Linked DNA regions of Mus musculus: region 1 is linked to region 2. A link is a loop called in an ENCODE intact Hi-C map of the cell type or tissue named here. Cell type or tissue: gastrocnemius. All regions are shown on one strand. Links, peaks and the distances in the headings refer to the core of each region. The heading gives the core; the rest is flanking DNA.

Region 1 (16,225 bases), core at 2,642-10,641, 83 kb after region 2:
TGGAGCTGAAATGGAAGGTTCCTCCTTGAAAACCAGATCAGTGCTTAAGAGCATTACTGCCTTTGCAGAGAAACTGGGTCTGGTTCCCAGTACCCACCTGGTTCCCAGTACCCACGTGGCAGCTGATAAACACGTGTAAATCCAGTTCTGGGAAATGCAACCCTCTCTTCTGACCTCCGGGAAGTCTAAGCAACACACAGTGCACATACTGAAATGTAGGCAAACATTCACACACATTAAAAGAGTTTTAAGTTTTACCCATTTATGAGATCCTGTGTACTGAACAACCAAACCGCCAGGTACGATGTTTGTACCATTGTTTGACTGTTATGGGGGTAACCGATCGCTTTCTGATTAAACTTGAGGCACAATCCACCGGAGGGAATTTATGCTTGGTACTGTAAAACTGTAATGCTGGCCAGAATCCTGTAACTGGAGACATCATGGGCTCTAGCATAGAAGCTACTACTGTAGTTTTGATAACAGACATGTTGTGCCCATCAAACCCTATTTATGGTTATGCTCATGGGTTGGTGCTCCTCCCAGTGTTGGACAAGAAGCCTCATTTTGTGGTGGTTTGTGGTTATTGCAGCGATTCAACTGATTAAAGTGCTAAGAATAAATGACTGTTTAGTGACTAGCCCTAAAGAGACATCTATATTGCCTGCTCCAAGGCACCAAGAACACTGGAAGATGAGCCTCAGAGAACATAAGAGCCAGAGGATGGGAAGGAAGGCTGGCTTTTGAACATAGGATGACTACTGAACTCATTGTTCTAGATTGTCTATGGTCACCTGCCCGAGACCGAATGACACTGTGTTTATTAGCACCATCATATTTGGGGAAGAGGCTCATGAAGTCCACCCTCCATGAGGGGAGAGTGGCAGTTAGAAGGTGCTAGGTGAAGGTCCTGGTAAATACTCTTCCACCAATGCTCATGTAAGCAGCTCTAGTTAAACTCAATGGGTCTCATATCAACTTGTACAAACACACGTATGCATAAGACATGAATGCATTAGGGAGACTAGAAGAGGTTATGATGGGAAAGAGACCCAAGAGAAGGTAACAGTGCATATGATTAAAATACAGTATATAAATCTATGAAATTATCAAAAAATAAATTAAACTCTAAATAGAAAAACAAGTGACCCGTCAAAACAATTCCTGAAGCTGGTTGGTGAAGTAGTTCATTTGGTCCAGGTTATCACATGCCTGTAACCTGAGAACCTCAGAGGTGGAGATAGGCGTTCAAAGTCATCCAGCTATATAGCTATAACTTGGATGGGCATCTGGGGCTGAAGAGATGGCTCAGCAGTTAAGAGTATTGGCTGCTCTTTCAGAGGTCCCCAGTTCAATTTCCAGCAACCACAAGGCAGCTTACAATCATCTACAATGAGATATGATGCCCTTTTCTGGCAGGCCAGTGTACATGCAGATAGACCACTCATTTGCATAAAACAAATAAATCTTAAAAAAAAAAAAAACTAAACCCCTAGGCAGATATCTAAAGCATTATGATAAGTGAAAGACAGTTACAAAACCAAAGACAAACCCAGAATGTTGTATAATTCCAATCATATAAAAGCCTAGTTTAGGCTATTTCTTTATATGTTAACAAAAAATAAAGTAAAAAATAAAAACTCTAGAATGGAGAAATCTAAAGAAACAGCAAATAATTATTGCTAAGATTAGAGTTAAAGACACAGGGGTTCTGGCCAGGTGATGGTGGCACACACCTTTAATCCCAGCACTCGGGAGGCAGAGGCAGGCAGATTTCTGAGTTCGAGGTCAGCCTGGTCTACAAAGTGAGTTCCAGGACAGCCAGGGCTACACAGAGAAACCCTGTCTCAAAACAAACAAACAAACAAACAAACAAAAAAGGCCTGGCGTGGTGATGCAGGCCCTTAATCCCAGCACTCGGGAGGCCGAGGCAGGCAGATTTCTAAGTTTGAGGCCAGCCTGGTCTAGTGAGTTCCAGGACAGCCAGGGCTATACAGAGAAACCCTGTTTCGAAAAACAAAAAACAATAGCAAAAACAAACAAATGAACAAAAAAAAAAAAAAAAAGAAGACCAAAACACAACAACAAAAACTAAAACCAACCAAACCCCCATAAATCCTGGGTTCCCTTTTTGTCGATCAAGATGTAAAACGTGATGAATGTGCTGATCATGATTTAATTATAGAGTGCGGATGATTAGTGTGTCAATCATGTATCTATGGAATTATTTTTAAAAACAGCAACAGTCTAATGCTTTACATTTTTGTTTTTACAGATGGTCCAGATGTCCATAGATCTTCTCTCTCCCCTGAGGCCCCAGCATCTCCAGGGAGGAGAGAGAGAAGCTGGAAGAAGTGAGTGTTTCTGAGTTAATGGACTAATTGACCTGGCTGCCTTTGACTTAAATCTGGTGGTGACTGTGACTGTGTCGTGACTGTCGGTGGGGTGTTTGAGCAATGTTAATCTTCAGTCAACATCTGTACAGTCATTGAGGACCCTTTCCAAATAGCACTAATAAACAGGACGAAATCTCACATGCTCCTGATCTCAGCATGATGGAGATAGAGATGGGGCATACAGAGTTTATGCTCCTTAGATCTCACAGCAACAGGCCTCTCATCCTAACCTGAAATGACTCTTGTTGGGTACAATAGCCTCCAGGCACCTGCTCCTTCTGAAATACATGATGCCCTTTGGAAGGGGTTGGTAGGCATAGGGATTACAGAATCAGTCTTTGTCTTAGGCGCCTATCTCACCACTGTTTGTACAATCCCTGCAGTCACGGATTACAACAGTGGCTACACCTTCAAAGTGGGACAGCCAAATCTCTATGTTGACACACGATAAATGCGCACACTTCATGCTTCACTGAATCATGATTAAAGTGAGTTGAGAGGTCCCGGGGGCATGGATCAGTGGGTTAAAGTGCTTCTTGTGCAAGGGGGAGAGGGGGAGGAAGGGGGCTGAGTTCGGATGTCCCGCACCCACTCGAAAGCCAGTAGCTGGTACCTGAAGTCGCACTGCTGGGAGAAGGAAACAGATTTTAGAGTCTAACTGAAGTGGCTACTTCTAGGTTCACTGAAAGACGCTATTTCAAAAAGCTAAGTTAGGGTGGGAGAGATGGCTCAGTGTTACCACTGAGTAATGGTTTTTGTCCTTGTTTCCTTCCTGTTCCCGTGATAAACACCAAAAGCAGCTTATGGAGGAAAGGTTTATTTTAACCTACACTTCCAGATAACAGTCCATCTCTGAAGGACATTAGGGCACAAACTGAGAGGCAGGAGCTGATGCAGACGCCATGGAGGGGTGCTGCTTACTGGCTTGCTCCTCATGACTTGCTCAGTCTGCTCTCTTATAGCACCCAGGACCACCTGCTGCCAGGGGTGGCAATGAACTCAGTAGCTGGGTCTTCTCACATATATCATTAATCAAGAAAATGGCTGAAAGACTTGCCTACAGGTCAAGCTGATGGAGGCCTTTTTTTCAATTGAGTTCCTTCTTCCCAGATGACTCTCACTTGTGAAACAAGTCAATCAGAGCAATTTTATTGATATATTTTACAGACAGTAAAATACAAACATATACAGTTTCTTTTTTTAATAGAATTTTATGTGTATATGTGTGTCCCTATGTATGTGTGTATATGTTCACAAGTGCACGTGGAGGTCAGAATACAACTTGAGGGGACTGGGTCCCTCCTCCCACCACATGTAGGTTAGAACTGAGGTTGTCAGAGTTTGTGGCTAATCCTCTTATTTGCTGGACCATCTTGCCAGTCTTAAGCCTACACCTACAAGTAGAATTAATTGGTCATATAGTGGTAATTCTGTAGTTAATCATTTGAAGAACCACTAGGGTAGCTAGAATATGGACATCAAAAACATCATATACCATGACTAAGTTGGCTTTATTGTGGGAACACAGGCATGGTTCAACATATTTAAGTCAATAAATGTAATAAGTCATAGAAATGGACTTAAAGGTAAAAAAAAAATCACACCATCATCTCAACAGACACAAAAAGGCCTTTGACAAAACCCAACTTCATAATAGAAGTCCTAGAGAATGTAGGGCTAGAAGGGAACATGCCTCAACACAATAAAAGCTGGGTGCGAGAAGTGCACAGCTCATCTTCCTAAACGTTGAAGAGCTTGAAGCCATCCACTGAAGCCAGGAACAAGACAGCATTGAGCTTGAGAAGCTCGCTGAGGCAATAAGGGAGAGAAGGAGATTCAAGGGACACAGAGAGAGAAAGATGTCGCAAAACTCTCGCTATTTGCAGATGATATGATACTGCATATTAGAGATCCCCAAAATCCTACCAGGGGACTTCTAGAACTGATAACTTTAGCAACTCAGCAACATGGTAGGAGACAGAATCCACTTGCAAAAATCAGTACCTTATTACGTACCACCAAAAAACATACAGAGCTGACCATGGGCAGTCTCCCATTTACAACAACCTCAAAGAAAATAAAATATCTGGGAATAAACCTAACCAAGGAGGTGAAGGACCTCTACAATGAAAACTTAAAACTCTGAAGAGAGATAAATTAAGACACCAGACAATTGGAAGATGTGCCCTGCTCATGGATTGGTGGAGCTGTGAAAATGACATCCTACCTATAGCTAAGACAGATTCAACACAACCCTCACCACGTTCCTCATCTCTCTCTTCACAGGATTACAATATTATCCTACATTTTATATGAAAATGTATAAAAAAAACCCTGGATAGTGAAGACAGTCCTGAGAAGAAACCAATGCTGGAAGAATTGCAATCCCAGTTCTCAATGTATATTACAGAGCCAGAGTAATAAAACAGTCTGGTAGAGGCACAAAAACAGACATGCAGACCAAGGGAGCAAAATCTAAGACCCAAACATCAGTACACATAACTTCAGCCACTTAATAACCTACAATGATTCCAAAGATATAAGCTGAATAGAAAAAAAAGAAAGAAAGCATCTCTGGCCAATGGTGTTGGGAAGCCTGGATGTCTACATGCAGAATAATGTATTTAGACTGAAATTACTAACTCCAAATGGATCAAAGATCTCAACCTGAAACAGAAACTGCTAGAACCTGGAGACAAGCAAGTGCCAACAGACGGTCTAGGAGAGGGTTAACCGGCTTTCTAGTCACATATAGGTAAAGTTAAAGGCTTGTTTGAGAAAACTCTGTAGGGCTGGAGAGATGGCTGCTCTTCAAAAGGACCAGAGTTCAATTCCCAGCAACCACATTGTGGCTCACACAACCATCTATAATGGAATCTGATGCCCTCTTCTTGCATGCAGGTGTACATGAAGATAGGATACTCATATACATTAAATAAATAAAAAAAACTTAAAAAAAAAGACAAAACTCTGTCTCTGGAGCCTTCATGAGGGTGACTCCTTACTTCATGAGTCACCCCCATGAGCTTGAGACCATCTGGGACTACATGAGATTCTGTCTCAAAAAACCAAAACAGGTAGTTATAAACTCTCTATTCTATCCCCTTATAGTACAAGAAATTAGCATTTCTTTCCATTTGAGCAATAAACTAAACAAAAACTAAACAAGGATAACAAAAAATCAGGGTGGTGGGTGGCTTAGGAGGTAAAGGCACTGATATACAGACCTCGGGTCTGGAATGCAGTCCTCCATATGAAGGAGAAAATAGACTCCACAAAGTTGTCATCTGAACTCCACGTAAGTGCTGTGGTACATACCTATGCAAGTGCACACGTATGTGCATGGCACAAACACACATGCTAATGCTTTGTTTGTTAAATTTTTTTTTTGAGACAGGTTTTCTCTGTGTTACTTTGGGTGGAACTCACTTTGTAGATCAAGATGGCCTTGAACTCACAGAGATCCACCTGCCTTTGTCTCCCAAGTACTGGGATTAAAGGCCTGTGCAACCACTGCTTCACACTTTTAACAACATTTTTATTTATTTTATGAGTATTCTGTCTTTACACACACCAGAAGAGGGAATCAGATCCCATTACAGATGGCTGTGAGCCACCATATGGGTGGTGGGAATTGAACCCAAGACTTTTGGAAGAACAGTCAGTGCTCTTAACCACTGAGTCATCTCTCCAGCCAAACCTGACATTTTTTTAAATTTTAAAATCTAGAACAAAAATAACAACCACCAAGTATTAAAACAAAACAGAGGGGGCTGGAGAGATGGCTCAGTGGGTAAGAACACTGACTGGTCTTCCGATGGTCCTGAGTTCAAATCCCAGCAACCACATGGTGGCTCACAACCATCTGTAATGAGATCTGACGCCCTCTTCTAACACATTTGAAGACAGCTACAGTGTACTTATGTATAATAATAAATAAATCTTTAAAACAAAACAAAACAAAACAAAACAAAACAAAACAAAACAGAAACTGAGCAGTGTCGGTGCGCACTTTTAATCCCAGCACTCAGGAGGCAGAGACAGGCCAGCCTAGTCTACAGAGCAAGTTCCAGGACAGCCCGGGCTACATGGAGAAACCCCATCTCAGAGAAAAAAAGAAAAGAAAAACATAGAAAACCAAATCCTAATTGGGACTTTCAGATTGTGAGGTGCTGAATTAAGATTTGAACAGTATGAAGAGGAGGACTGAATTATATCTTAACTCGCCAAAAGGAAATGGAGCCTCAGAGTTTAAGAGAAAGCTGTCCTGGAGCTCCTCCTGATGGTCAGAAGATGACGATGGCAGGGTAAATGTCTGCTTCACCTCTGTACACTGGCAAGATAACATTGGAAAGGATACGCAGCATTCTTTCCAATGCGATCTTGCCAAGCAAGGCTATGTGCTTCCCTTGTGATCTAAATTGCAATGCTTCCTCACTCTGCATGCCTACTTTTCATTAGTTCTGAGATTACCATACAAAGTAATAAGTTCTGTAATGGCAATCTTATCTCTTTAAGCACTCTCCTACCATGGCACTCTGGGAATCAGATGCCAAACTTCATAAATACACCAATTTCCTAAAGATGCTGATTTTCCTCCAAACTACAAAGTGATTTTAGTTAAGTGTGAATCAGTCAGCCTTTGATCAAGATCAGTCAGCAATCACCCACTGCCTCCAATCTCAAAGATGCTCCAAGGCTCTCCACATTTGACCTAATTTTCTTCCTGTTTTGTTATTTAGTTTTTTATTTATTTTTATTTTTTATATTTATCTTTTAGTGTTTTTTTTTTTTTTTAAACAAGCCGGGCGTGGTGGTGCACACCTTTAACCCCAGCACTTAGGAGGCAGAGGCAGGCAGATTTCTGAGTTCGAGGCCAGCCTGGTCTACAAAGTGAGTTCCAGGACAGCCAGGGCTATACAGAGAAACCCTGTTTCGAAAAACAAAAACAAACAAACAACCCCCCCCCCAAACCAGCCGAACAAACAAACAAAAACCAGGACGTCTCTCTGTATATATAGCCCTGAATATCCTAGAATTCTCTATATAGACCAGGCTGACCTTGAATTCACAGAGACCTACCTGCCTCTGCCTTCTGAGTGCTGAGATTAAAGGTGTGTGCCACCACATCTGGCTTTATCTATATTTTGTTCCTTCCTTTCTTTTTCTTTTTTCATTTGTTTTTTTTTTTTTTTTTTTTTTTTGAGACAGCATTTCTCTGGAGAGGAATAAGTTAATATACAGAATGCAAGGTTGGCAGTACACTAAACTTGGAATGACATTGGTAAGCAGCAGGAAGGGTCTGGTCAGGGCAGTGACAGAAGGAGACATGGCTGCCACCACTGGATATTGCTGCTGCCAAGCCTGAGTAATAAACTGTGTCACCTTGTATCATCCCATGTTCCCTTCTGGCCAGGGCATTACACTGGTCAAGGATGGGCTGTGAACCAGCATCTTCTCTGCCAGTGTCAAGGCCAGAGGGAACGTTTGGCCTCTGTAGCCTTCTACCTTCTAGAGTAGGAATGAGGTTTTGTCTCTCAAAGAGTCACAGGAAGGAAGGTCTTCCCAATATAAAGGAATGGTGGACATCTGACCAAAACAAAATAAAACAAAAGGGCAGGAGCTGGAGAGATGGCTCGGTGGCTCCCCCTGTAGGGGGAGTTCTGGATCACACAATATGTGCATATGCATACACATGTGAGCACACACACAAATTAATAAATAATAATAATAATAATTGTAGTCTCCCCTCCCCCAGCCTGAAACCTGCTTGCTCGGGGTGGAGCTTCCTGCTCATTCGTTCTGCCACGCCCACTGCTGGAACCTGAGGAGCCACACACGTGCACCTTTCTACTGGACCCGAGATTATTCGGCGGAAATCGGGTCCCCTCCCCCTTCCTTCATAACTAGTGTCGCAACAATAAAATTTGAGCCTTGATCAGAGTAACTGTCTTGGCTACATTCTTTTCTCTCGCCACCTAGCCCCTCTTCTCTTCCAGGTTTCCAAAATGCCTTTCCAGGCTAGAACCCAGGTTGTGGTCTGCTGGCCAAACACAACAATTGGCGCCCAACGTGGGGCTGAGAAACGGCAAAGGATTTTTGGAAGAGACGCTGCTGGTTCGGAGCTCCATAAAATAAAAGATAAGGGAAATTCATACCGGAGAAGGTATGGGCTAAGCTGAGACAGCGTTAAACCCGTGCGCTGGTTCACTTAGGTTCAGCAGTGAGGAGCTGGGTAATAGGCGGTAGGCCGTAGCTCTCCGAAGCTACATGAGGTGTGAGAAAAAAAAGGGTTTATTAAAAGGAATAGGCGGATTGCCCCAGTTACTAAAAGATGCATCATAAGGGAGGAAAATGTCCCAAAAAGCAGAGAGAAATATCTCTCTGGGCCTTATAACAGGAGTACTCTGTTCCCTTTTGTGTCTTGTCTAATGTCCGGTGCACCAATCTGTTCTCGTGTTCAATTCATGTATGTTCGTGTCCAGTCTGTATGAATGAATGTTCTATGTTTTGTGTTGGATAATAAAGATGGTATAAAAAACTTTATCTACAAAGCCGAGAGCTGCCACGTGTTTCATCCAGGAATCAGACACGTGGCGGGAGGGCCCCTGCTGGAAAAACTGTTCGTTTTAGGAAATAAGGTCGAGTGCACAGCCTCTAAGTTTCAGAGTAAAAAAGCTAATAAATGGTTCATGATTAATGTGTTTGACAATGGTAAAGTGTTTTTTATTTTTATGGTTGTAGCTACAAAAATTATTATTCTCTGATTGGTCTAAATGTAACTGCTTCATTTGGTTCTTTTTTATTGATAATGTGCTCTGAGTGTTTTCACAATCAGCTCATAAGTTGTTGGTTAAGATTAATAATTGTTACATTGCTACAGATGGTTAGTGTTAAATTTGATAACTCAAGTTTAGAGTCCTTCCGACACATGGCATAAGGCAGCCCAAGAGGCTGGGTCTCTAAAGATATTTCTAGTTTAGGTAATAATTAATGTGGTTCGTATCCTAAATAGTAAAATTTAAAATAAGATTTAAAGCAATGTCTCTTTATTAAAGCATTAAAGCTTGCTTTAATAGGTATTCATAGGTATTAATTGACATCCAAACTTCGTAATATGATAGTAATGCTTCTAATATTGATTTTAAAGATAATAAATTGTTTTAAACTTGGGTTTTGCTTTCCCAAGGTTACAGGTATTATCCTAACCTTGCACAAAAACTTAAAAATTATGGTTAAAACTGCTATTGTTCCATTGACTGCAGCTTGCAGTTTGACTTCAAATTTAAGATCTTTAATTCACCTGTATACTGTAATTAAGATAATTACAAGAGTAATCATCTTATGAGAGCGCTCATACAGCTCACTTCATACAAAACTGTGACAGAGTTATCTAGTTATGTTTGTCTTTGTAAATAGATTAGACAAACAGCTTGGTTATAGTTGCTGCCTGGCAAGAAACTGCAGTACGGGCAATTTTTTCACAACACTAAAGTTGTGAAGAACGTTTTAACTGTAAGTCATCTTAAGAAAGAGTATCAAAATTTGGAGGCGTAGACAGTTATATTGTTTCTCTAGAATCAGTCCTTATTACAAGAGGGCCAGGATGCTCAGATTAAAAAGTATTTTACGTTTGAGTCAATGCAGGGCTCTGGGCAGCCCCAGAGCAGCTTGTGGCCTTTCTTTTGTTTTGCAAACAGTGCCTGAGAAAGATTTTTCCCTGTGTTCAAGAGAAATTCTTTTTAACAGTGTTGCAGATCTATTCAGATGTTTAAAATAATGCTTAAATTCAAAGAGTTTTGCTTCTAGTGAACTGTAATCACTAAAAAATTTTGCCTCTAGGTATGGCTAATGTAACTTTACATTATGTAAGAAAAAATTTTATTGTTTCTGCTTCTATACAAGAAGCCAAGAGTTTTAATCTTTCAGTGTATATTGTTTCCTAAGTAAAAGGTATTTTATTAACTAATGCTTCTTAAAGTTTACCTTAAATCCTTGCTCTCACCCAAAAGATTCAGAGACAATATCCTTTTATTACTTAGGGTTTTAGTTTACTACAAAAGTTTCTACAAAAAATAAAGCTTTTATAATTGTTATTAATTGGTAATTAAAAATTGGTTGTGCCCAAAACAATTCTTTGGCCAAAAAGAAAACATTATTGTAAAGTCATTTTTCTCATCCTCCCAGCCGATCTTTGGCCCACGTGGGCCCAACTAGCTTCTGTGGGGCGAAGTCTTAAGACACAGTTTCCCCTGTTCCAACACAGATGATCTAGTTGTGTGCTGTAGATGGTGTTTTAAAATGCTGAACAATCAAACCTTAATTTGTATATTAATAGTCAATGCCATATCTCTGAGCTCGCAATTGCTTAAATTGTTCATCCCTCAGATACTATTAATTCTCAAATTTACAATTGCTTATGCATATTTCTAGTTAATAAATAAATAAATTATGCACATGTAACTCTTAATAACTTTGCAAGCCTTCTAGTTACAACTGCTCCTTAAGAAAATTGATTAAAAGTACAATTAGTCACTGCCCCTTTACAGCCAAGTATTTAAAATGTTTTGTCAACTAGTTATTAATTCAAAGGTTTAGGTATTGTAAAATTTTAAAACTTTAACTTCTTAAAAGACAAAAAAGAGAGAAATTGTATCTCCGTGCATACTATTTAGTGCATTCCCATGCACACTATTTAAGTCTTACCTTTATTTTCAAAATCTAATATTTTAATGTCAAAGAGTTTAATAAATGCTTTATAGTATCTTAAAGGGATCTACTTATTGGCTTATAGATTAATCCTAAAACAACTACCTTATTAAAAAAGGGAAAAACAGGTTTTCTCCACAGAACGCTGCAGAAGCATATTAGTAAATTCGTGTGACGAGCTGGTAGGTAAGTTGACTCATGTCCTGATTGTATTGACTAAAAAACTAAATTAAATTCATGTTTTAGATCCATCCTTACTTGTCATTTTTCCAGTTTAGACTAGCTTCTAGCCTTTTAACTTTATGGCAATAGTACATCAGAGACTGTATATTCAGACTTAGTAAAATTAGTCATTTAATAGAGTCATAATGATTTTTCTCCTTTCTTCAGTGTGACCAGCCATTCTAACTCAATCTCAGACTGGTCTAATATTCAGTCCAATGTTAGAGATTCCTATATTCTAAATTACCTAGCAAAGTTAATTCAGAGCACATCCCCCACTTCCCCTAGACCCCTAACCTCAGAAGGATTGCTGGCCTTACAGCTAGTAGAAAAAGCTATTAAAGAGCAATTGTTCACTTAATACATTAGTAAAATGGAAGGACCCCCTGACTAATGAATAGAAGGGTCCAGATCCAGTTCTAATTTGGGGTAGGGACTCAGTTTGTGTTTTTTCACGAGATGAAGATAGAGCGCAGTGGCTGCCAGATAAATTAATTTGTTAGATGAACACAGATTCTAAATCTTCTAAAGTATCACCTTGAGGACTAAAATTCCTCTTTTGCTTAAAAGTCGGCTTGAGGACTCAGGCTCCGAAAAAGCTACTCTCTGAGCCAGCTCCCCGACAGGAGGCCGGAGACTAGCCTCAGCTTTACAGTTTGCATTTAAATAAAGTACCTAGAGTTCCCCAAAAGAAGTTCTGCTTTCCTACTTTCTCACTGTCTTTCAAGATTTTGTCTTTCAAGCAGGTAAATCAACATTCTCGAGACGGACCAGTGGATGTGCATCCCCGCCCCCCTAGAGCACACAGGTGGCAGCTGTTACCCCCAGTCTCAGGACATTTCCAGCACGTGGTTTTCAGTCTGAGTTAAAAATTAGGTTTACCAAGAGGGCTAGAAAAGTAGATATTTCTATATTAATAAAGATTGGTTTTTATTTTGATAGACAGGCTTAGCCCCTTAACTGACCTCTGGATTTTCACCCTTGCTGTTACTGCAAGGTGTCCTTAGCTCAATAGGCTGTAGAAAAAACAGGGATGAGGAGGAACGACTTCCAGCTCCTATTTTAGCCACAAATCGTGGTGTTACTAACGACATAATTCTTGCTTAGGCTTTACTAATTCTGAGGTTGATAATTCTCCTTTAGGAGCTGCACAGCACTCAAAACTGTGCATACTGGTTTATGATTGTACAAATTCAGTATGGGCACCGCTTGGTGCAGAACTACTGCAAGGGAAGGTCCAGCTTGACCATTTCTAAGTTTCCTGTGAGATAAACCCGGTTTAAAAGAGGTTGGTATCATATTTTGGTTAAAAATAAAAAATATTTTCCGGCTCTACCTCGCCTCCCCAAAAGATACCGAGAGCCACATGTGTGGGTTTTACCAGTACCCACGAAAAAAATCGGGTCCATGTCCACCCAAGCCAAGGTTAAAAACCCACTCATCTACGGATGAGAAAATCATTTGATCACCTCAGTTAAGCGTTGCCTTATTTAACTTAATTAATAGGGGGGAGAGAGATTGGAGACGTACTATTGAAAGGGCAAGCCCTTCACTGCCTCCCACCCAAATAAAAAAGCCAATTGGCCTTGTACTACAAGAGCCGGTCGAACTCCTTCTCCCTGTTTCCCACCTATCATCCAAAAAAGCTGAGAAATATCAACTTAGTGTTATTATAGTGTATTTCACATTTGTTCAGTCAAACTTAGCCAAAGTTCCAACGCCCTACTTAAAATTCAACTAGAAAGTTACCTACCAAGTACTAATTAGCATTATAAAGTCAGAGCCTACAGCTCCAGGCTTTTCAGTTAGTTGTTCACTAAAATAAGAAAGGACAGTCTTTAGCCAGATAGAGTTTACCATAAGAAAAGTTAAAGAATCCCAGTAAAGCAAGTTTTTTCTTTAGCCCTAGATTCCAGGCAGAACTATTGAGCATAGATAATTTTTCCCCCCTCAGGCCAGCTTTTTCTTTTTTTTAATTTTGTTAATAAAAGGGAGGAGATGTAGTCTCCCCTCCCCCAGCCTGAAACCTGCTTGCTCGGGGTGGAGCTTCCTGCTCATTCGTTCTGCCACGCCCACTGCTGGAACCTGAGGAGCCACACACGTGCACCTTTCTACTGGACCCGAGATTATTCGGCGAAAATCGGGTCCCCTCCCCCTTCCTTCATAACTAGTGTCACAACAATAAAATTTGAGCCTTGATCAGAGTAACTGTCTTGGCTACATTCTTTTCTCTCGCCACCTAGCCCCTCTTCTCTTCCAGGTTTCCAAAATGCCTTTCCAGGCTAGAACCCAGGTTGTGGTCTGCTGGCCAAACACAACAAATAATAATAATAATAATAATGAAAACAAATAACCTTTTGGCTTTGTCCCAGAGCAGTTATGTACTATTTTTAAAAATTTATTGTATTTTTATTTGTGTGTGTCTCTCTGTATGTGTTTCTGTGCACATGTGTAGATGCCCAAGGAGACCATAAGAGGGCATTGGATTCTCTAAAACTGGAGTTACTGGTGGTTGTGAGCCACCCGAATGGATGCTGGCCCTCTAGAAGAGCAACATGTGCTCTAAACACTGAGTTAACCATAAGCTAAGGTGGGAACCTACAGGCCACTTCTGGATGGAAGCGTATTAATATCCTCACCCTATGTAAGCACTGGAAGATTTCATCCCCTCCAAAACCAAACCAAACAAAACCACAAAATGATAGAGGATGGGAAGGTAAAAGGAAGTGATAAATGATAAAACTGTGAGGCTGCAATTTATAAAGCAGAAAGAAAAATATTAGGTTGCCATTAGCTAAGCTCTTCATTTCAGAAATAGCTGATATTTGTATGATGATAACTGGTTTAGTTTGAGGTAGCCAAGGCAGGTGGATCTTTGTAAGTTTGAGGTTAGCCTGGTCTATACAGTGAGCTCTGGGACAGGCTGGAATACATAAAGAGACAGACCTTGTCTCAAATGAACAAAAACAAGCTGAGGCATAGGCGTTCAATCCCAGCACTTGGGAGGCAGAGGCAGGTGGATCTCTGTGAATTCAAGGCCAGCCTGATCTACAGAGTGAGTTCTAGGATAACTAAGGCTACACAGAGAAACTGTCTCGGAAAAAAACAAACCAAACCAAACAAGCTGGAGGTCAGAAGAGGATGCCAGATTCCCTAGAACTGTAGCTACAGATGGCATACATCCCTTTCCACCCAAAACAGGACTTCTCTATGTAGCTGTTATCCTAGAACTAACTCTACACTAGGCTGGCTTTGAACTCACAGAGATCTGCCTTCCTCTACCTCCTGAATGCTGGAACTAAAGGAATGAGCTGCCCCCTCCTGGCTGATGGCACTCACCTTTAATCCTAACACTGTGGAGACAGAGGTAGGTAGATCTTTGACTCTGAGGCCAGCCTGGTCTTCATAGTAAGTTCAGGACAGAGACACCCACCCTGTCTTAAAACAAACAAACAACAAACAAAATCAAAAATACTTACGCAAATGCTCGGGAGGTACACCATATTGTAGGACTGGAATTTAGGAGTTACCAAGAGCAAGATATTTGCAGTTGAAACCACCTCAGGGAGGTTAACTGCAATGACAGTGGGTGAGACCGAAAGAACTAGAGACAGTGGAATGTTTGCATTGTGAAGAGAGCATAGAAGGGCCATAAGCAGAGATTCTGAATCAGGAAGGGTCAGCGTCATAGAACTGAGGGAGACACCCAGAGATGGAAGCCCTGCAATATCCAGAACCCAGAACGCACAGAATCCTCTCCATCTGCTATCTCCTCACTAAGACACTGGAATCCCTGGACCCAGAGTCAAAGACCTTCTCATTTACCCACTGACTTCTCACTCAGAGCCATGAGGCTCCTGACTTTCTTCTCTCCCTAAAAGTAAAAATAAAAATACCCTTGGCTCTTATTTTCATGTGCAAAGATCTAGGTTTTATAGGAACTAACGTTTACAAATACCTCTTTAGTAAAAGGAAACATGAGTATTTAGGTACAAAATTAAATAAATATTTTTGCTGTTGCTATTTTGAGAAAGGCTATCATCACACTAGAACGTGCCCTGTAGTCCAGGTTTGCCGCGGACTTGTGGTAATATAGCTATCTCAGCCAGCTGAATTCTAAGATTGCACGTGTGAGCCACCACGCTCAGGTCCAAATACATTTTTAAGTAAAAAAAAAAAAAAAAAAAAAAGCCAATGAATTGTTGGAAGCCAGACTTGGGTGGCCATGTCTTTAATCAAGTATTCTAAAGGCAGAGGAAAGAGGATGTGAGTTTTACAATAGAAGTTCCAGGCCAGTGTGCACTACAGTGTGACAGCCTATCTCAAGATAAAACAGAATGATCTACAAAGTGAGTTCCAGGACAGCCAGGGCTATACAGAGAAACCCTGTCTGGAAAAAAAAAGAAAGAAAGAAAGAAAGAAAGAAAGAAAGAAAGAAAGAAAGAAAGAAAGAAAGGAAGGAAGGAAGGAAGGAAGGAAGGAAGGAAGGAAGGAAGGAAGAAGGAAGGAAGGAAGGAAGGAAGGAAAGAAAGAAAGAAAGAAAGAAAGAAAGAAAGAAAGAAAGAAAGAAAGAAAGAAAGAAAGAAAGAAAGAAAGAAAAGAAGAAAGAAAGAGAGAGAGAGAGAAAGAAGACTTTATGCACAGTAAAGAAACTGGGACAGGGCTGCTCTAGGGCATGGGTCAAGTTTTTATTATAGATATGAGAGCAAGGACAGCCAGAGGCACCTGGAAGAGTCTAGATTGAAGAAAGAAAGAAGTAGACTGATTATGGCCAGCAGACCAGACATGGCCAGGGTTAGCTAGGAGGGAGGGAGACTGGGAGTGATTAATGGGGAGAGCAAGACAGCAAGAGATGGAGACCAGAGGAAGGAAGGGCTAAGATGCTGCTGTAGACATTG
Region 2 (16,225 bases), core at 4,749-12,748:
CCCCAGACAGATAGAGATATAGGTCAAGGAAGGCCCCAAAATCATGGGAAGCTTTGATTTTTTTTTTTTTAATCCCAGGTTTGACTCCCAAGTCCCTGACTAGCCAGGAGGGAGGAGCAGGATGTGGCTGGATCTCAAGTCCTCCAAGGGGTCCCCACCCTGTCCACAGCTCACAGGATGTCAGTGCTCACACCTGTTTGGTGCGCTCTTGAAAGGCTCGAGAAATGAGCTGTCTTTGCTCTCTGCTCCGATTGGTCAGTACATCCACAATGGTATCATAGTCCACACCTAAACCAAGAGAAAACCAGGTTGCAGCCACAGAGTTCACGATCATGAATTCCCAGCTCCTCAGGGAAGAGAATTAGGTCTAGGGAAGGGGAGGGAGTACTGGGACTATCTCACCCCAACTTCCATCTGTTCTCAAAGGAGATGATAAGAAAATGTCAGAAACTCCGTTTAAAGTGCTGGAGAGATGGCCAGAGATGAAGAACATGTAGTGCTTTTTCAGAGGACTCAGTCAGCACCCTCATCAGGTGGCTGATAACCACCTGTAACTCCAGCTCCAGGGGATCCAGCATCCTCTGACCTCCATGGGCACTATCCTCACAAGTACACATATACACACATGCACACACTCAAGTAAATAATAAGTCTTTTAAAATGTCGTGGAGGGCTGGTGAGATGGCTCAGCAGGTAAGAGCACTGACTGGCTCTTCTGAAGGTCCTGAGTTCAAATCCCAGCAACCACATGGTGGCTCACAACTACCCATAATGAGATCTGACTCCCTCTTCTGGTTTGTCTGAAGTCAGCTACAGTGAACTTACGTATAATAGTAAATAAATCTTTTAAAAAATAAAATAAAATAAAATGTCATGGAAAGCTGGGTGTGATGACACATACCTGTAATTCTCAGCACCTGAGAGGTGGAAGGAAGAGGATGAGGAGTCAGTTATTAGGTACACAGTGAGCTTGATGCTAGCCTGGATTCCATGAGGAAAGGAAAGGAGAGGAGAGGAGAGGAGAGGAGAGGAGAGGAGAGGAGAGGAGAGGAGAGGAGAGGAGAGGAAAGGAAAGGAAGAAAGCAAGCCAAGAAAGCAGCTGGTGTTGGTGGCGGTGGTGGTGGCAGCACATGCCTTTAGTCCCAGCACTCAGGAGACAGAGGCAGGCAGATCTCTGAGTTTGAAACCAGCTTGGTCTACAGAGTGAGTTCCAGGACAGCCAGGACTACACAGGGAAACCTGTGTTGAAAAACAAAACACACACACGCACAGAAAGAAGGAAAGGAAAAGAAAGGAAGGAAATGAATGAATAAATAGATCTTACTCAAATTCTAATTCAGGTCTAAAATTGTCCTAATATAATGGTTTAAGAAAGAAAAGGGGCTGGTGAGATGGCTCAGCGGGTAAGAGCACTGACTGCTCTTCCGAAGGTCCTGAGTTCAAATCCCAGCAACCACATGGTGGCTCAAAACCATCCGTAACGAGATCTGACGCCCTCTTCTGGAGTGTCTGAGGACAGCTACAGTGTACTTACATATAATAAATAAGTAAATAAATCTTTAAAAAAAAAAAAAAGAACATAAAGAAAGAAAAAAAGTGCACGCCTTTAATCCCAGCACTTGGGAGGCAGAGGCAGGTGGATTTCTGAGTTCGAGGCCAGCCTGGTCTACAAAGAGTTCCAGGACAGCCAGGGCTACACAGAGAAACCCTGTCTTGAAAAAACAACAACAACAACAACAAGAAAGAAAGAAAGAAAGAAAGAAAGAAAGAAAGAAAGAAAGAAAGAAAGAAAGAGAGAAAGAAAGAAAGAAAGAGAGAACCGTAAATTAATGAAATAAAAATGTTAAAGGGCGGGCTGGAGAGATGGCTCAGCGATTAAGAGCACTGGCTTCTCTTCTGAAGGTCTTGAGTTCAAATCCCAGCAGTCACATGGCTCACAACCATCCATAACAACATCTGATGCCCTCTTCTAGTGTGTCTGAAGACAGCTACAGTATACTTACATATAATAAATAAATAAATCTTTTTAAAAAATGTAAAAGGGCTTTTTGGGTGGATCCACTCCTTTGGCTTAGAGTCCAGGATCTATTATAAGCTGTGTGACCTTGGGCGAGCCTCCTAATCTCTCTGAGCCCCAGTTTCCTCATGAGCAGAATGGGGTAATAAGCCTGAGCTCCCACGGTGTTGTGAGGGAGACTATGACATCAGCACAGAACTACGTGCTGGAATCAGGCTCCATGGGCACACCCAGAACATGGCTAGCTCCTCCTTCCTGGATCCTTAAAAAGACTTTTTAAAAAACATATTTGTTTGTTTGTTTACTTGTTTACTGTGTAAGTGGTAGGCACATGTGCTTGCCTTAGCATGTGTGAGGTCAGAGGACAAGCCCTGAGATTTAGTTCTCTCCTTCTCCCATGAGGTTCCCAGGATTGAACTCAAGTCTTGGCAGCAGGGGCCTTAACCCCTGAGCCATCTGGCTGCCCCTCTTCCTTCCTGACCTATAGAGATTGTTTATGAGAAAGTAAACCTGGGTCTGGAGAGATGCTCTTCCAGGGGACCCAAGTTCAATTCCCAGCATCCCCATGCTAACTCACAACCATCAGAAACTCCAGTTCCAGGGGTCCTGGCAGGTTCTTCTGGCCTCTGAAGGCACCAGGCATGCTTGTGGTGCACAGACATACATGCAGGCAAAACACCCATATGCATATAATAAAAGAATTATAATAAAGATTTAAAAAGAGAGTGAGAAAGAAAGAGAAAAAAGGCAAACCAGCAGTTGTGCATGCCGGCTCTTGCCTATAATCCCAGCTCTTGGGAAACTGCTGCAGGAGGATTACTGCAAATTTGAAGTCAGTTTGAGATGCAGAGTGAGGCCCTGTCAGGTGTGGTAGTGTGTACCCTTAATCCCACATTAGGGAAGCAGATGCAAGTGGATCTGTAGACCAGCCTGGTCTCCACAGTAAGTTCCAGGCTACTAGGTTACAAATAAGACTCTATCTGTAAATTAAATAAATAAATAACAGATCAACAATGAAAGGTAAACCCTAAACAACCAGGGCATGAGCTTACCTTGGCCTGCGATAGCCTTCAGCAGTCTTTGTACATCCTTGTCCACACTGAAACTCAAGAACGTCCTGAGGGTGCCCAGGGTCCCCCAGGCTGCGGTCTGTAAGAGCAGGAGATCATGGCGTCATGAGGAGTGAGTCTACCCACCTCTTCCTTCCACTTTGTTCATTTGTTGGGTTTGTGCATGGGAGATCAGAGAACAACCAAGGTTATCTCCTTCCATTTGGGTCCTAGGGATTGATCTCTGCTCATCAAGGCTTTTTTACCCAGCTGAGCTATCTCTCCACAGCCATTTCCACTTTCCTGTTCCCCCAGCATCTTCTGGCCTTTAAGTTGACACATTAAAATTTATTGTTGGGGTTGGAGATGTGGCTCAGTGGGAGAGCACTAACCTGGCAAGTGTGGCCCAGAGAATTAAATCACCAATACTACTGAGAACATAAATACATTTCTGAAGTCCCAACAGCCCATACCTTGTCGGCAAGACCCAGGGAGCTGAGGATCTCCTGAGTCAGAGATGTTCCCAGTGGTCCACAGCTCGCAGACATGGTGCAGCTGGCTTCCCTGAGGAAGGAAACAGGAGTTAGCTGAGGGGAATGTTCCACTTGGGTATGTTGATGGCCTCTTATCTGGGGCCTGGACTTTCTCAACGCATTCCTTTCCTGTGTTGCAGAAAATAAACAGACAAATAAATAATAAGTTACAGAACTAGTGCACAGGCTCAAGAGAAGAGGAAGGCGAGAGGAAGGACTTAGCTTCTGGCTTTCACCTTCTTCTAGTAAGCCAAGATGGGCTAGGGAGGCTGTAGGAACCAGCACTCACCAACCAGTTCCCCCCACTCCAGGTCCCCTGAACCCTTAGTCTGAGGTGATGCCCTCTGAGGCTCAAGTTCCTCCTCCCTTCCCTGGCCTGGCTCTTCAGGCAGCTGGGGTGAGGTGACAATGATGGGAACAGGTGCAAGACAGCTCCTTATCACATTCTCTCCCCCACAGGTAACCTGCAAATCAGCTTCCTACCTGTCTGCCCCTCCCAGACACCCCCGCCCCCATCCTGGGGGTGGGGGAATCTCAGATGGGATCCTTTGGTCAGCAGGTGTAATCTGGGCTGTCCTTGTGCTTGGACAGAAGCTAGCAGCTGTCATGCTGGACATACCCACTTCTCCCACCATCAGTGAGTTCTCCCGTCCCCAGATGAGGGCTCAGTTCCAGAACTTACCTGAAAGGTGCTGAAAATAAGATGGGTGTTATGGTTCAGCGTCGTGAAGGCACCAGCTCCGGAGTAGCCGGGCAGAGAAGAGGAGGAGTGGACAGCCTAGGTTGAGCAGTCAGTCAGATGACCTCTCTCTTGAAGACCAGCCCAGCTGTTGTCTCCAACTCTGGCCCCTCCCAGACGTGGGAGAGGACCAGGCTGTACAGGGTCTACAAGCAAACAAACACCTCCCTGCCTAGCATCTCTCCTCCCAGGAACTGGCCCTGAACCCACGCAAGTGAACTCTCAACCTCTCAGCCCAGCCCAGGACACAGAAGGCTTTGTGCGCTGCCTTCCCTGTGGGGCCAGGTTGGGACCACAGACACCTTGTCTCTTGAGTCCTACTTCTGACCTGGCTCTACCACTGGCTCCAGCTCCCTGGGGGTAAAAAGGGAGGGGGGGGGTTAAGGGGAATGCAGGTCAGACAGGCTCCAGGCTGATTTCAAGGTTGATAGAGAAGAACCTGTTGGGACACATACCATCAGGGCACCCCAGCCTGCACCCCACGGGGGGTCCTGGCCCATAAGCTCCAGTGATTTTTTTTTTTTTTTTTTTTTTTTTTTTTGCCTTAGGAAAGTCAGCCAGCATGGGTGGGGAGGCAAGAGGACTGTTTATATCTGTGAGGAGGAAGGGCACAGGTAATCAGGGGTTGGAAAAGACCTAGAGTCAAAAGAGAAAAATGCAGAGAGGGTGTTTCCCTGCAGACCGGTTACAGCTCGAAACCCTGGGAGCACTGTACTCCCAAAGCAGCCAGCAAATGGAAGAGGCTCCTGGGGCCTGGATTTCTCAGACTCCTGTCGCCTTTTAGCAGTCAATGTCCCCTGACTGCTTGGGTTGCAAGTGATACAATCCCAACAGCAGAGCCTGAGGCTGTCAGCACAGAGCAGCAGGTGCACAGTCCCTCTCAGCCACAGGGACCCCAGGCAGCTGAGAAAGCATCGGGGCTGGCTCCATAGGGTTTGGGGAGCAATCTTTTTCCTGTCTCCGGACCTCTGTAACTCTCTAAATCCAGATCTCCTTGATCTCCAAGAACCCTGGAAGGAGAGTGTTACAGCATTATCCACTGCTGTCCTGCAAACAAGTTTGGGGACACTGGGAATAAAGGCCTCCATTGTGGCAACCATATTCTGAATTTCTTCCTCACTAAAGTGGAAAACATATTCCAGTTTTAAAACCAGAGGACCCATGATCAGTCTCTAATTTTTTTTTTTTTTTTTTTTTTTTTTTTTTTTTTTTGAGACAGGGTTTCTCTATATAGCCCTGGCTGTCCTGGAACTCACTTTGTAGACCAGGCTGGCCTCGAACTCAGAAATCCGCCTGCCTCTGCCTCCCAAGTGCTGGGATTAAAGGCACGCACCATCACTGCCTGGCTCAGTCTCTAATTTTTATTTTATTTTATTAACTTAATTATTTTTTTCACATTATTATTGTTGTTGTTGTTACTAATAGTAGTAGTAGTAGCTGTTGTTTTTGTTTGAGACAGGTTTCTCTGTGTAGCTTTGGCTGTCTTGGAACACATTCTGTAGACCAGGCTGGCCTTGAACTCAGAGATCCACTCGTCTCTGCCCCCCAAGCACTGGAAGTGAAGGTGAGGGCAGCACACCCAGCAATATATAATTTTTTGTTTTGTTTTTCAAGACAGGGTTTCTCTGTATAGCCCTGGCTGTCCTGGAACTCACTTTGTAGACCAGGCTGGCCTTGAACTCAGGAATCTGCCTGCCTCTGCCTCCCAAGTGCTGGGATTAAAGGCGTGCACCACCACGCCCAGCTGCAATATCTAATTTTTAAAGAATTCTTTACTGTGAATGCGCACAAGGAAGGGAGCCCAAGGGAGTGGTGCTTTCAGCTTGAGCTGTTCTAAGGACAACACATGACACTCAGGCAATCAGGGTTGCTGGCAATGCCCATTCTTACTGAGCTCCTTTGTTTGTGGGAAGGCACAGGGCTTTATTCTATAGCCCAGACTAGCCGGGAACTCATGATGAAGCCCAGGCTGGCCTTGAGCTCACAATTGCCTAACCTTAGCTTCAAGTGCTAAGATTTATGGGTACGAGCCTTTAACCCCGGCTCTGCCACTTGTTACATTCTGTAGTCTTAGCTAGACATTTCATCATCTCTACATGAACAGCGTGGTACAGGGGCTGGACAGATGGTTCAATGGTTAAGAGCACTGACTGCTCTTCCAGAGGTCCTGAGTTCAATTTCCAGCAACTACATGGTGGCTCACAACCATCTGTAATGGAATCTAATGCCCTCTTCTGGTGTGTCTGAAGACAGCTACAGTGTACTCACATACATGAAATAAATAAACAAGTCTTAAAAAAGAAAAAAGAAAGAAAAAGGTGATAGAAACTTCAGGGCTGAGGAGACAAGAGGCTGGGGCATCTGACGTAATAAATGAAGCAATGTGTGTATGGCCAATAGCAGCATAGAATCACCTTGTATATTAGGGGTGATAGATTAAGTAAATGAAAATATACAACTCTCAATTAAGTTACTTCAGGTAAACAATGAATAATTTGTTGGTATAAGTATGACCCAAATATTTAATGTGATTACTTCTGATAACGTTATTTATTGTTTACCCGAAATTCTTTTCTAATGGCAATATCTCGAGTTCTATCTCACAACCGCCAGATAGGGCTTAATCTCTGCACTGTGGCCGAGGCTGAACGCCTGTGGGGCTAGACTTCCCAGAGTCAGGATTCTCATTTTCTGCATGGTCTGGACAGGTGCAGAACCTTCCTGTGCTTAGTTTCCCTATCAGAGAACAGAGACAGGAGGCAGGGGCACTGGAGAGATGGTTAAGAGCACTGGCTGCTCTTTCAGAAGACCTGGGTTCAGTCTCCATTTACCCTGGGTAAATCCCGCATGATTATTTACAGTCATCTAAAACTCCAGTACCAGGAGACCCCATGCCTTCTGGCCTCTCCAGGCACCAAGCAAGCACACGTGGTTCTCACACATTCATACAAGTGAAACACTTATAAAGTTAAAGTAAAACAAAACAAACAAACAAACAAACAAAACAAAACAAAAAACCCAAAAAATAAAAGAAAAAAGAAACATGTCTGGGGCTGGAGAAATGGCTCAGCGGGTAAGAGCACCCGACTGCTCTTCCAAAGGTCCTGAGTCCAAATCCCAGCAACCACATGGTGGCTCACAACCATCTGTAAGGAGATCTGACTCCCTCTTCTGGAGTGTCTGAAGACAGCTACAGTGTACTTACATATAATAATAATAATAATAAATCTTTTTTAAAAAGTCTGTTGTCTTAGGTAAGGTCTCTATTGCTTGTGAAGAGACATCACAATTATGGCAACGCAAAAAGAAAAACACACAATTGGGGCTTGCTTTTAGTTTCAGAGGTGTAGTCTATTATAATCATGGCAGCATGCAGACAGACATGGTGCTGAAGAAAGATCTGAGAATTTTGTCTTGATCTGCAGGCAGCAGGAAAAGATATATGAGCCACTAATCCTGGTTTGTGCTTCTGAGATCTCCAAGCCCATCCCCTAGTGATATACTTCCTCCAACAAGGATGCACTTCTTAGTAGTGCCACACCCTATGAGCCAACCGGGGACATTTTCTTTCAAACCACCACAAGCGTTTATGTTATAGATTGTGTTAAGAATTAGATAAATATATAGAGGGGTGGAGATGTATGTAGTTCAGGGGCAGAGAGCCATTGCCTTACAAGGACGAGGCTCAGATTCAATCCTTAGCATCCCACCTCCAAATACAGATAAAACAACTAGAAAAGTGCTTGCCATGGAGTATTATGTATGAATGTCAAAATGTTAACATAGGACAACAAAGTATTGTTACTATCTTATTTCGTACTAGTAACTGTTGCTTCTAGATTGTGAAGTCCAATCTTGGCCAGCTTCAATTTTTCCCTGCCGTTCCCCAATTGTGCCACAAGAGGGCATGAGTAACCACTAAGAGTATTTACTAAGGAATCACATAGGGACAGGACACTTGAAGTACCTGACTCCACCTGAACGTGTCTCATAACCCAGTGGTCAGAAGTACAGCATCCTGAGAATGGACTTGGACAGGTTCCAGAATGGACTTGGTGAGTAGCTAAGATAACAATAAGTCTCAGGAAGGGCTGGAGAGATGGCTCAGCAGTTAAGAGCACTGACTGCTCTCCCAGAGGTCCTGAGTTCAATTCCCAGAAACCACATGGTGGCGCACAACCATCTGTAATGGGATCTGATGCCCTCTTCTGGGGTGTCTGATGATAGCAACAATGTACACACACATATAAAAATAAATAAACCTTTAATTAAAAAAGAAGAAGTCTCAAGGAGATAGATAAGCACACACAACTGGAAGATGGAGACTGAAGAAGTCTCAAGGAGATAAGCACACACAACTGGAAGACGGAGACCGTTGCTTTGGAGATGCTGGGAATGGCAATGTAACGCAGTGCACATGGGGCCTCTCCTTCTGACTCTTCAGAATTGATTCTGGCTCCCCATACCAAGCAGCACACTGTGAAAGGGAAGGAGGGAGGAAGGGGAGGGCATCTGTTAGCCCTGGCCAAAGCTTCCCAAGGGACCACTAGCAAGAACCAGCAAGTTCTCTAAATTCGGAGAAGTCTGAACTCTAAAGTCACCCAGATAGTCACATGGCAGAAGCAAACCCTGCTTGAGTCCTGAGGAGTGTGTGTGGCACATCTACAGCGGCTCTGCCGAAACCTGAGTGGAGTTTCACCCCTTTCAGTCTTATTACACACTAGGAACAGACAGGCTGTTTTCAGATTTACCAATCACCTGTAAACCTCCTGCACTACATTTTAGGATTATAAACTTGGTGGACATCTCAGCAATTTCCTCTGATCCTTCCTTAGGGATTTGAGGAGGGTAGGGACTTCCCACACCCACGAAGTTTGAAATAGAATCCAGGTGTTTCAATGTCTCTTTTCCCTTTTTTTCGAGACAGGATTTCCTCTCTGTTGTAGCTTTGGTGTCCTGGAACTTGCTCTGTAGACAAGGCTAGATTTGAACTCAGAAACCTGACTGCCTCTGCCTCTCAGGAGCTGGGACTAAGGGTGTGCGCCACCACTATCCAGCTGCTTTTAGCTTTTTCATCTCTTGATGAGGTGACTTAGGGTGACTTAGGGTGTCCGCAGCGGCGCAGCGTGACTGACCTGCAGTGACTGACCTGCTGACTCCTTAGCACTTCTTCAACCCCCTCGCCCAATCAATGTTGCTTCTCTTTCATTTCTCTTCTTCACTTTCAAGGCCTTCCCCACCACATATTTACTTGTTATTTATTTGTTTATTTATGAGTTTGGTTTGTGTGTGTCTGTAAACATACATAATACATTCATATACATACATATATAATTATTATTATCTTTTTTTTTTTAATTTTTGGAGACAGGTTTTACTCTGTAGCCCTGGCTGTGTAGAACAGACTGGCCTCAAACTCCTAGAAATCTACTTGCCTCTGCTGGGATTTACAGTGCGTCACTGTGATGGGCAGGCAGGAGTCTGTGTTTTACAATCTCCTTTTTGCCATTAGGTTGCATGTGTTGGCCTTCCGTGGAGCTGGTTCAAATAGCTAAACCTAGCCCCGTGGCCTGTCCGATGCCTTGGGACACCTCAGCAGTTTATTCACAGGAAGTGAGTCACCACAAGCAGGGCACACTTGGGGCATTGTGGGCATGGCAATGCCAACTGAGGGTGGAGGATGGGTTAGAAAGGCAGGCGTGGTGATTCTAATCTCCTGGTCCAGCCAGGGAGAGTGTGTGGGGAACAGCACCCCAGTGCTGGCGGAGGCCAGGGTTCTCCTCCTTCCATTTACTCTTTTGTATACCTTCTTATCTCCATTTCTCAGGCCCTCACTCTCCGATATCCTGCCTCTGCCCACAAAACTCCCCACTGCTTTCTGTTTTCTCTTTCTTCCTCTCTTCCTCTCTTTTAAAGTTAATTGCACTTACCCAGAGGACATATTTAAAAAGTCTGGTACAGCTGAGTGTGTTAGTTCACACCTGAAAATCCAAACCGTAGGAGGATTTTGAGTTTGGAACCGGGCTGGGCAACATAGTGAGATACTTTCTCAAAAAGATTAAAAATACATCCCAGGACAGCCAGGGCCACAGAGAGAAACTCTGTCTCGAAAAAACAAACAAACAAATGAAGTATCTGGTGGAAACCATGGGAAAGCCAAGTATTAAAAAAAAAAAAAAAAAAGAAAAGAAAAGAAAAGAAAAAGAAAAGAAAAAGGGACAATTCATCAAGAACGGTGGGGAGGGGTTAAAAAGGGTTAGCCAGTGCCCAAACAGCAGACTTGGTTGGAAAAAGAAGTGAGGGTGTATGTGTGTGCGCGTTGCAGAAGATTTTAGGAAGGCTACTGAAGAGGGATAGAGCAGAGTGCAGGGGACAGCCAGGCTTTTGTGGTGTATCATCTGTGCTGGGGTCTCACTGCAAGGACCAAGTGGGCAGACAGGCTGGAAATCATCCACTGCCTCTCTAACTCCCCAAACAGACAAGATCGAGAGCCAAACTCTCACACTAGAGTAGTGAGGTTACATCTCTTCCTAAGATCACAGGCAAAGCCCTGGTGCTAGAAGGCAGGCATACATTGTGAGGCAAGCCTCTGGCACAGGCTTAATGATGACAGACAAACGGCGGGGCTGGAGAGATGGCTCGGCGGTTAAGAGCACAGGCTGCTCCTTCAGAGGACCTGGGTTCATAACAAAGGCGGGAGAGACAGCTCAGCTGTCATGTTCTTACTTACAGAGGACCCGTTTGATTCTCAGCACCCACATAGCTGCTTACAACCTTATATAACTCCAGTTCCAGGGAATCTGATATCCTCCACTGACCTTGTTGGCCACCAGACATTCGTGGAACACATGCATACATTCAGGCAAAACACTCACACACATAAATTTAAAAAGAAAAAACAAAACTATTTTATGAAGGTTTAAAAAAAAACATAGTCTCCCAAATGCTGGGACTGTGCTTGGGCATGAGATGTGAAATTGCACCAGGCAGGGTTTTGGTTTTGTTTTGTTTTGTATTTTTTTTGGTTTTTCGAGACAGGGTTTCTCTGTGTAGCCCTGGCTGTCCTGGAACTCACTCTGTAGACCAGGCTGGCCTTGAACTCAGAAATCCGCCTGCCTTTTCCTCCCAAGTGCTGGGATTAAAGGAGTGCGCCACCACTTCCCAGGGGATAGTTTTTAAAGCATTTTTTACATGGAAGAAGCTAAGCTTAACTCTCCCGGTTAAGGGTCACTTGACAACTTAGTCAAGTTCTGTCCATAATGGGAGTATGGGAGATGGGAGTTAAGGCTGCTGGGCGCTTTCTCTCTCTCTCTCCCCCCCATCCGTCCCCTTATTTATTAATTTATATGAGTACAATGTGGCTGTCTTCAGACGCACCAGAAGAGTGCATGGGATCCCAGATAGTTGTGAGTGACCATGTGGTTGCTAGGAATTTAACTCAGTATCTCTAGAACAGCAGTCGGTGTTCTTAACCGCTGAGCCATGTCTCCAACCTGCTGCTCTCTTCTTGAGGCATAGATTTTATGGGACTATTTAAGGGAAAACAGGTTCTAATACGAAACTGATCACGGCTAACCATAGTGTAGCCTGGAGTACATTTTACAAAAGGTTTGAGTAGCTCTGTTAGGACTCTAAACAGCAGGGCTGGGGGAGGGGGCATTGTGGATCTCACCGTAGGGAGCATCGGGATCTGTGCAGGGTTTTCTCCGCGTGCACCCTTCCTCTGATGCCCAGTGAAGCCGGACGATGGGATTGTAGCATTCAACCCGGGGGTAAATCATGGGCTGAGGTCGCCGACCACACCAGGGCCGCGGGGTTGGGCAGAGGCAGCCAGCTCTGAACTGCTCTGGGCTCAAGCACCAGGGGGTCCCTGACCAATGTCCGGGTGGGCCGCAACCGCGCCACTCAGAGACCCAGGCGCCCTGCGGGGCACGTGCCACCCGCCCCGTCGGGGCTCCTCCGCTCCATAGGCGCAGCGCAGGGTTCCGGGCACCGGGCCCCGCCCGGCCGCGGCCCACACCCAACTCAGCTCCGCTACTGGGCTCGGCCTGGGCTCGCCGGGGCTCGGCGGGCAAAGGAGGAAGGAGGGAGGGAGCCGCGGGCAGCGGAAGGGGGAGGAGAGGACCCGGCCCAGTCAGTGCGCACCGGCCGGGCGCTAGAAGTGGGAAACGGAGTAGCGGCGCCCGGGCCGGAGCAGCTCTGCACCGGACGCCGAGTAAGTCTGTGCGCGGGTCCGCGAGGGTGGCGGGGCAGTGACGGGCGCGGGGGCTCAGGGTGCAGCTCGGAGGGAGCGGGGCCTCCACCGGCTCATGGCGGCCGGCCTGCCGGAGGGCGGGCCGAGCGCTGCTGGAGCGGGCGATCCGGGCCCGGCTGGGGCCTCGGACCAGAGAAGGCCTGCGGGGCAACAGGTAGGGGGACTGGGGCCGGGCGCTCGCTCAGGATCCATGGTACAGACGCCCCTTTGTTAGGAGTGGAGCAGTAGCGGACCTTCGGTGCTAGAAGCCCCTGCGGGCCCGCGTGCGTCCTGGGGCCTGAGTGTGGAGGCCGAGGAGGAACGGTGGCGGCCCCTGCTGTTGCTGCTGTTGCTGCTACTGCTACCGCCGCCGCTGCCGCCTCTGTTTCTGACCCCCTTGTGCCCATCCCAAGAGGGAGGTCAGAGTGTCCATGTGCCTAACGGGAAACAGGAAGGAGTACACTCTTTAGTGTCTGTCCCGGCCCCAAAGGGCTCACATTCCTATACCGTTATGGGGCGTGTTTGGCCAGCTCTGGGTTGTAACTTGCTAATTACAGGCCCAGAGGCCCTCAAGTTAGTTGGCTACCTGCAGGTGGGTGGCATTTCTTTTTAGCCTGAGCTTGGGAATTCCTGTGCCTAAGCTGCACTCCTGGCATCCAAACCAGATCTCACTTATCCGAGTTTCCAGCCTCAGCTGTCAGGGTGTTCTAAGCGCTGTGAGGTCTGGAGTGAGCCGGTCTTCCCCAGAACTGAGTTAGGGAAGGCCTCCCCCAGAAATTACTTCTGTTTGTGTGAGAGCTGGGGTAGGGGGTCACTTCCCATCCCAGAGCTAAGGTGACTGTCTTGCATTTGTGATGGGGCCCCTAAGGTCAAATATTCCGTTCCTTAGGTCTTGTTTCTGGCCACATAGTGCCTAATTTCTAAGGGGTGTGGTGTGGTGTGCTGTGTGTGTGAACTAGTTCTGGTGCCTCTATTCTCACTGGAGCCTCTGACTAGGTTTCTCTCTGTCGCTGGCCACAGGGAGACTGACATTGTACAGTTCCTTTCAACACTACCCCATTTGCCGCTGCTACTTCAACCTACTGGCCTCTCCCTGTCTCTGGAAGGCATATTCTTATATAGTGTTTGGGGTTGGAGCAGGGAAGTTTGTGAAACATCCCAGAGAAGCCTGAGGCCACGGTTGTCACAGCCTCACCCCTTAGCTTTACCAGAATCTGCCCTGTATTTTTGGGCTCATACTTTAGCCCGAAGCAGTTGACTTCTATTGCTCTTCAATATCTAGAAAGAAGTTCTTTTTTTTTTTTTTTTTTAAATGGTTGTTGATTTTGTTTTTTTTTTTTTTTAGATTTATTTATTTCATTATATGTAAATACCATAGCTGTCTTCAGACACTCCAGAAGAAGGCATCAGATCTCATTACGGATGGTTGTGAGCCACCATGTGGTTGCTGGGAATTGAACTCAGGACCTTCAGAAGAGCAGTCAGTGCTCTTAACCACTGAGCCATCTCTCCAGCCCTAGAAAGAAGTTTTTTGTTTTTTGTTTTTGTTTTTTTGGTTTTTCGAGACAGGGTTTCTCTGTATAGTCCTGGCTGTCCTGGAACTTATTTTGTAGATCTGGCTGGCCTTGAACTCAGAAATCCGCCTGCCTCTGCCTCTGGAGTGCTGGGATTAAAGGTGTGCACCACCACGCCCGGCTCTATGTCGCCTTCTTAATGGTTGCTCAGACTTGAGAGCCCTGTGAAACCGTCTCTATCCCACTATCTACTGTCTCACTGGCCCTGAGGTTTTCTTACAGGTCACACTTCTATCCTCCCAGCTTTCTGGCTCTGCAGGTGCCCATCTCTCACCCTATTACACTTGCATTGGAGGGTGGGGTGGGGAGGAATCAATCAGAGTTGGAGCCAGGCAAAAACCTTGCTTAGGTTTCAAGTAATATAATCCTTGTGAAGTCCGTGCTGTATTGGCTCCTCTTCAGCCTGTGATTCTGAAAGTGGTGCCTGTCTCTGAGGCAGGTGTGTGTGAGGAAGACAGATGGACACTACACTGGATCTCCTCACGTGTGCAGGCGGTATAATTTTTGTGAGTGGAAGAGTTGCAGGTGTAATTAAGTTGCAGGTGTAATCAAGGTGTAATCAGCCCTTAGGGGCTGGATGTCGCCTTCTCTCTAGTTCTGATTTCATGTTGATGGAATGCTCTGTCTGATGTGCTGTGCCAAGTAGCCGCCAGGGGCGCAGCAAGGAGCCAACTGGCTCTGAGGAGGTGTGTAAGGCTGACTAGAAACCCTAGTCCCTTCTCCTCCTGTTGAGTCAAACGTCCTGACCCTGCTTGCCTCTGGTGCTGCTTCTCTACTGTGGAAGTTCAGAACAACAAAGAAGGACACATCAAGCTTGAAGCCCAGTGTGCAGGCCCCCAGCAGTCTTCACTTCCCAGGGACACAGCGCAAGAATCCCCAGGTTGAGATAGGTGTGCTGTTCTGTGACTACCCAACCCCCACCCTCTAGCTCCTTACCTTTTTGGTAGGGATAAGCAAGGCACTAGACATTCCTACGCTGCTGGAGCCCGGGAGAGAGGCTCCACCCACTCGGGGCCCTTAGCTAGCTCTCTGAATCTTTAACTCTCGAAAGGCTCTATGAAGAAAAACATCCTAGTTATGGGACGGCTTGGAGATGGCCCAAGGCTAGGGTTGCCTGTGTGCTTGATTTTAGGTCTCACTGGAGGAAAAGTTAGGCACTGAGGAACACAGTAGCCAGGCGACAAGGTCAGGAATTAGTCCCTATTTCCTATCCAGTTAACCCAAAAGGTAGGAAGGAAGAGGTGGGGTGTCCAAAATTGTTCCTTCAGTTGGCCTTCTGCCTTCTTCCCTTTTCTTCTCTATTCAGTTTTCTCCTTTTCTCTAGGAAGAAAGTGTGCTTGTGTGGGCAGTCACACTTAATTCTGTCCTTTGGAGAGGCTTCCACTCTTTTTATTTTTTTGGTTTTTTTTTTTTTTTTCGAGACAGGGTTTCTCTGTATAGCCCTGGCTGTCCTGGAACTCACTTTGTAGACCAGGCTGACCTCGAACTCAGAAATTCACCTGCCTCTGCCTCCCAAGTTCTGGGATTAAAGGCATGCGCCACCACCGCTCGGTGAGGCTTCCACTCTTAACAAATTAATTTTTCAGGTTGAGGTGGAGGGGAAAGAGGTAGTGCTCTCCATCATGGGGCCTGGAATGTATAATTGGGATGTGTGTGCCGGGTGTGCAGCTGAAAATCCTTTATCGTCTATCTATCTGACCTCTGAGTTCATCCACAAGAGCAGTGACCAGGAGTGGGGACAAGAGGGTAAAGTCCTTGAGCTGGAATACTGACTGGCCTGTGACATGCCGAGAGGGATTTCGCAAGTGCTTCTGTGAAAGGTGGAGGCGGGGCTGTTGAAAGAGCCAACCAGACCCAGGACCAGCCTAGCTCAGCTGTGGACTGAGGGCTCTGTCCTCCTTCAGCAACTCCATAGTCAGTGCCTAGTGCCTCTGCTCACGCTGGCCCACAGGCTGCTGCTTCAGTTCTCTCCACCTGGGAGGCCACCTTTCTCCTGTCACAGCTCATAGTCTCTAGGTCAGTCTGCATGCAGTTACCTCTCCTTATTCACAGGGGGAGAGCTGGGGAGCCTGGAGTCTCA

What was found. Hi-C counts contacts between places; a loop is a spot of excess contacts. Peaks named below come from ENCODE experiments on the same cell type or tissue, not always from the same donor. Only the 100,000 strongest peaks of a DNase experiment are listed, where the experiment ranks them.
Region 1: a loop joins it to region 2, with 2.5 times the contacts of the local background. A loop is called at or near these places in 11 of 42 quality-filtered maps.

Annotation. Positions count from the first base shown.
Region 1 is chr3:95,387,900-95,404,124 of GRCm38, forward strand. 4930558C23Rik (RIKEN cDNA 4930558C23 gene) reads right to left here and starts at 14,933. Exons shown (of 2, transcript NM_001384190.1): 1 at 14,807-14,933. In gastrocnemius, for the core only: a CTCF peak has its summit at 6,676; no DNase peak of the experiment used is centred there.
Region 2 is chr3:95,302,793-95,319,017 of GRCm38, forward strand. It overlaps Anxa9 (annexin A9), which reads right to left and starts at 12,388. Exons shown (of 14, transcript NM_001379545.1): 1 at 12,011-12,388; 2 at 4,282-4,377; 3 at 3,540-3,630; 4 at 3,070-3,166; 5 at 194-288. The coding sequence starts at 3,614. It overlaps Cers2 (ceramide synthase 2), which reads left to right and starts at 12,398. Exons shown (of 11, transcript NM_029789.2): 1 at 12,398-12,553. LOC115489748 reads right to left here and starts at 13,004. Exons shown (of 2, transcript XM_030252979.1): 1 at 12,965-13,004; 2 at 11,952-12,772. The coding sequence starts at 13,004. The coding sequence ends at 11,970. In gastrocnemius, for the core only: CTCF peaks have their summits at 8,260 (motif pointing right) and 8,462 (motif pointing right); DNase peaks (open chromatin) are centred at 4,803, 8,256 and 12,393; H3K4me3 peaks cover 947 bases; H3K27ac peaks cover 3,001 bases.